Linked DNA regions of Homo sapiens: region 2 is linked to region 1. Evidence: read pairs that join two places in POLR2A ChIA-PET (ENCODE). Cell type or tissue: OCI-LY7. All regions are shown on one strand. Each heading gives the region's core, and the rest is flanking DNA. Links, peaks and the distances in the headings are about the cores only.

Region 1 (2,824 bases), core at 234-2,733:
AAAATCCCCAAGTGTATGTGTGTAGTAAATATAGACCAAAATACAACATGTGGAGTGTGCTCAGTATTATCCCACTACAGCCTCCTTTGGCAGATAAATCATTCCCATTCCCATTATCTTGAAGAGAAGAGAACTAAAAGAAGCTACTTAAGAAACTAGGTAACTGACTTTTGTGAAAGTCAGATTATAGATTCGTCAAGATCAGAGTAGCTACTAGGCCAAGCCTAGATGTTCCAGGGAATACTTTATGTTAAATTTTATGTTAAAATGTTTTAACATAAAATAGCTATAAACTTACTTATAAGTGGTGGTGAGAGGCTGAGGGGTGCTGTGGAAGCTGGAAAGATAGTTTTAATTTGCACTTTAGGCTTTTAAGAACCATATATTCTCATTGGAACTGACTCAAATACCATTTTAGTATTTATATAAGGAAAGTCTGAACAAAGTCATATTTATGCATTAATGTGCTTTACAATACCAAACGTAAACTTGCCTTGCAAAAGGCAAGATAATCTGTCATTCCACATATTTGAATACATGCTGCTGGTCAAATCATTCCACAGTTACTCCCTGACCCTGCTCTCCAGCGTAATAACCAACATAACAGCTCATGGAACAGTCCTTAAAAATAAAAGACTTTTATTTGCATGTGATCTCACCACTGGGCTCCAGCCTGTGTGACACAGCAAGACCCTGTCTCAAAAAAAAAGTCAGTCAGTCAGTGGGGGGGTCAGGGGAAAGTGTTGACTTTTACTTTTAAATAAAAGTAAGATCACTTGGTTTTCCTTCTTTCTTCATCCACATGCCCTCTCTGCTTAAATTTTTCTTATGACAGCCCCTTAAAGTGGTCATCTGGGCTCAGTTCATACTCTCCCATTAGCCAAGAAACAAAGCTGGCCCAACTGTGTGTGTTTCTGAGTTGCTCTAAAGTGATTCTCCAATGGTAAATGATAAAAGGCAAAAAAATCTTTAGATTTGTTTCTCTTTATCACAGCCATAGTTACCAGTGATGGAAGGTAAATTTTATTAAAGACATGAACTATTCTTTATGAAGTCATGCTCATTCTGTTCCAGTAACAGGTATTCTCCCAGGTGGGTGTGTGGGGTGGGGGGAAGGGGTAGAAGGGTATCTCAGGGCCCTGGTTGCCATGTCTAACTCGATCAGCGCCATCTCATCCCCATTCCCAAGATATCTTTTGCTTATGCTCCCGGGAGATATAGTGGCTAACAGAAGAATCCCAACTTTATCACTGATTAATTGTGTGATTTGAGTCACATTATTTATTCCTCTGAACCTCAATTTGTCATCTTTAGGCATTTACCCTGCGTACCTCACAGGGTCTTGGAAGGATTAAATAAGATTATGTGTGAAAAAATTTTTTTAATTTTTAAAAAATTTTTGTTGGTACAGAGTAGGTGTGTATATTTATAAGATACAGGAAATGTTTGATACAGGCATACTAATTTTTAAGTGAGAGATAGACATATGAAATATATTGCAGCAGTTGAATGTCTCATTAAAGCTCATGGCAAGAAGTATTCATGGATAAATGGTAGACTGTATTGCAATAATCACTGCTGTTCTAACATGCCCCAAATATGATAATATGTAGATGATGATAAGTTCTATGGACAAAAGTAAATCAGCAAAGGCATATAGGGAATGAGGGGTCGGACTGCAATATATATTGGTTGTCAAGGTCATCTTCACTAAAAGGTAACAAATGAAAAAATATGAGACCCTTCCTTCATGATTTTTATGTCATTTACTCATTCAGCCAGTATTTTTTAAATGCTTTTTATATGCCAAATATTGTTCTATGTTCTGGAACAAATAGAAGTGAATAAGTGGCCTGGCATGGTGGCTCATGCCTGTAATCCCAGCACTTTGGGAAGCTGAGGTGGGTGGATTCCTGGAGCCCAGGAGTTTGAGACAAGCCTGGGCAACATAGCAAAACCCTGTACCACAAAAAAATACAAAAAGCTAGCTGGGTATGATGGCATGCACCTGTAGTCCCAGCTACTGGGAGGTGGAGGTAGGAAGATCACTTGAACCAACGAGTTGAGACTGCAGTAAGCCATGATCTCACCATTGTGCTCCAGCCTGGGTGACAGAGCAAGACACTGTCTCAAAATAAATAAATAAATAAATATAAAAAGTGAATAAGTCAGCGGGGGGCCTGGGGAAGGTGTTGACCTAAGTAACTTTGAAAAATTGTGTTTTTACTGGAAACTGCAAGACTAAACAAAACTGTACTGTGCTTACTGTACTCTAGCTGGTGACTTTTCTCATGGGGGTATAGGCTAACAATTATGAAATTGCTGTACATATATACTAAGATTGAACAAGTGAGCAAATGGATGGTGCATGACAAGAACCAGATTTCTACCAGCTGGCATAGAAAGTTACAGATAAGCCACGAGGGAAGTCTAGAGTGAACCACATGGTACTGGACTAGATTCAGAGACATCAGTGTGAACTCATGTTTAGCTTATATAGATGCAGATGGTTTGATAGAGAAAAATTACAGTTATGTGCATATACATGGGTTGCTATAGACACACACACATATAAATATATTTCCTAATTCTCTCCACTGAGAGGGCCTGGAAGTAATGACAGGCTATTAGCGATCTTGATTTCTAATACCATTTTTCAATAAAAGGATCAGATGTTCTTGAAAAATTAACTGATTCTAAAGCTGGGGCGGGAAATATACAAGATAGGCCTGGAAGTGGAGAATCTTTTTTTTTTTTTTTTTTTTTTTTTTTTTTTTTTTTTTTTTGAGACAGGGTCTCACTCCCATCACCCAGGCGGGAATGC
Region 2 (2,824 bases), core at 59-2,558, 220 kb after region 1:
GTAAACAAACTGAATACTGTAAAAATCAAATCCTAGGAAAAACCAGAACAATGACACTGCTTGATTCAAAGTCAGCTGACATTGAATGTATGTCTACTGCATCCCTAGACATATCTTGTATAATCCTCACCCAGGGAAATAAGTATTATTTATCTTCACCTTAAGTATGTGAAATCTGAAGTTTAGAGGACATTAAGTTACAAGTCCATGTTCACACAGCTAGAATGTCAAGAAGCCAGGAGTTATTTTCAGTGACTTTGTCCTTGATTCAGTTCCAGGGCTCATTTTCCAAGACTACATTTCTATGTCTTTTAAAGATTGATAGAGTCGGCAAGGCACAGTGGCTCACGCTTGTAATCCCAGCACTTTGGGAGGCCGAGGCGGGCAGATCATTTGAGGTAAGGAGTTCAAGAACAGCCTGGCCAATATGGTGAAAGCCCATCACTACTAAAAATACAAAAAAATTAGCCAGGCATGGTGGCATGCACCTGTAGTCCCAGCTACTTGGGAGGCTGAGGCAGGAGAATCGCTTGAACCCGGGAAGCAGAGGTTGCAATGAGCCAAGACCTTGCAATTGCACTCCAGCCTGGGCAACAGAGCGAGACTCTGTCTCAAAAAAAAAAAAAAAAAAAAAAAAAACAATATAGCAAGGCGTGGTGGCACATGCCTGTAATCCCAGCTACTCGGGAGGCTGAGGCAGGAGAATCGCTTGAACCCAGGAGGTGGAGGTTGCAGTAAGCCAAGATTGTGCCATTGCATGCCAGCCTGGGCAACAGAGTGAAACTCCATCTCAAAAAAAAAAAAAAAAAAAAGATAGAATCAAAGTTGATGACTTTTCCTGGTAATATTTCAGAGCATTAAAAAAATGTTTTAGTGATATATGTTAATTATATCTTACCTTTTAAGCTTGACATTCAAAATAAAATTTTAAATGTAGTTTACTGGCAGGTTTTTTTCCCCAATGGGAGGTGTTCTGGCGGTATTTGAATCTGAGTTGAAATCCTGTGTCTGGCTGTGTGATCATGAATTCATCACTTAACCTTTAGTGGCCTGTTTCTGAATCTGTAAAACAAGAATAAAAATAGTTACCTCCCAGGGTTGGATTTATTTATGCTGCAATTTATCCTTAGACATTATCTGTCTCTCTCAGTAGACTAAGAGCTTCTTTTAAGCATGAACTTTGTCCTCATCATCTATGTATCCTTCATTTATTTCATTGGGTTGTGCATATACTATTTGTTGAATAAATAAATTATTTATATGATTGCATTTGCCACATGTTAGGATCTCAATAAAAGTTTTATTTTCCTTTTTTCTTTTCTTTTTAAGGACTAATAAGGTGTTTATCAGAGAAGAGGTGAAAAACTGCTCAAATAATTTTAGGCACTGTAAACAAAAATGGAAGAGATACACAACTGTATCCTTTTTGATGGGGGCAAAGGAGTCTCTTCAAGTGATCCATATTGGTACAGGGAGATGTCTGAACAGGTGCATTATGACATGATGCCCACAAGCCCAGGTCATATAATGGAAAAGTCAATGTCCAGATTATCAAAGAATTAAGAGAGCACAATGGGCCATCTTCCATATGTTTCAGAAATGCTGAAGAAGTAGTTGAAGAATTGGTCTTGCCATTCTCTAGGAATCATGTTGCTGTCTAATTCATTTGGTTGCTGCTTCTTCACCTCTGTGAAGGTATTGAGACTGCATAGGGGACAAAAGAAGCCAAAGAAAAATGATTAAATACAAAAGGCGGCAAAATATTTGCTCATATTTTATACATAAGTAATATTGGAGGTCACACCTTTCCTGAGATCAGTCTGGATTCCAGGTCTGATTTTAGAGAGTACTAAAACATTTGCCCATAGGTATTAAATTATTCAAATAGAGGGTGCAAGAGGAGGCAGAAAAATGAAGGAAAGGGTACTAATTTGAGGGAATGAAACACTTAAGGACCTGGTTATGCCAGGTAGTAGTCACCTTGGGCCAGTAACTTCAGTTATTTATTTTCATGGCCATCTGTTTCCTCCCTGGAAAACTAGAGGAGAATGGGGGTTTGTTCAACTCTGGTGTCAAAATGTGTATGTGGTGGGGGGGAGGGATTTTATTTATTTTTTTTTGAGACAGTCTCACTCTGTCACCCAGGCTGCAGTGCAGTGGCTGATCTCAACTCACTGCAACCTCTGCCTCCGAGGCTCAAGCGATCCTCCCACCCCGGTTTCCTAAGAAGCTGGGACTAGAAGTGCACATGCAGCTAATTTTTGTATTTTTTGTAGAGACAGGGTCTCGAACTCCTGGGCTCAAGCAATCTACCTGCCTCAGCCTCCCAAAGTGCTGGGATGACAGGCATGAGCCACCGCACCCAGCCAATGTTTTTATAATATGATTTTTCTGCAACTGTATTTGCTGGAGAAAATCACACCACTGTGTTGACCAGTCATGATCACACATCAAGAGGACTGTCTTACATCTTTTCATCTCTTCTGTAACCTCCAACTTATCCCTACATTCTCACCTCTCAGCTTCACTTTCAACCAATGAATCTACCTCATCTTTCATCTAGAGCTATACTGTCCAATGGTAGCTACTAGCCACATGTAGCTATTTAAATTTAAATTAATTTAAATTAAAAATTCAGTGCCTGAGTTGCACTAACCGCATTGCAAATGTTAAACAGCCACATCTCCCCTTACTATCATACTGGACTGTGTAGATATAGGACATTTTCACCATCTCAGAAATTTCTATTGAACAGCACTGGTCTATTGTAGAAGAATCCCCTCGTCTACTCAACCCTGACTCTCTAGACCTGTCTGCAATATAC

Evidence for each region. Peaks named below come from ENCODE experiments on the same cell type or tissue, not always from the same donor. Only the 100,000 strongest peaks of a DNase experiment are listed, where the experiment ranks them.
Region 2: POLR2A ChIA-PET joins it to region 1 with 5 read pairs; 4 of 35 experiments call an interaction of 5 or more read pairs at or near these places.

Annotation. Positions count from the first base shown.
Region 1 is chr3:182,055,362-182,058,185 of GRCh38, reverse strand. No RefSeq gene overlaps it. Among named protein-coding and RNA genes, the nearest start is that of LINC01206, 100 kb to the right of the region's middle. In OCI-LY7, for the core only: no CTCF peak of the experiment used is centred there; no DNase peak of the experiment used is centred there.
Region 2 is chr3:181,835,337-181,838,160 of GRCh38, reverse strand. No RefSeq gene overlaps it. Among named protein-coding and RNA genes, the nearest start is that of LINC01206, 120 kb to the left of the region's middle. In OCI-LY7, for the core only: no CTCF peak of the experiment used is centred there; no DNase peak of the experiment used is centred there; H3K27ac peaks cover 182 bases.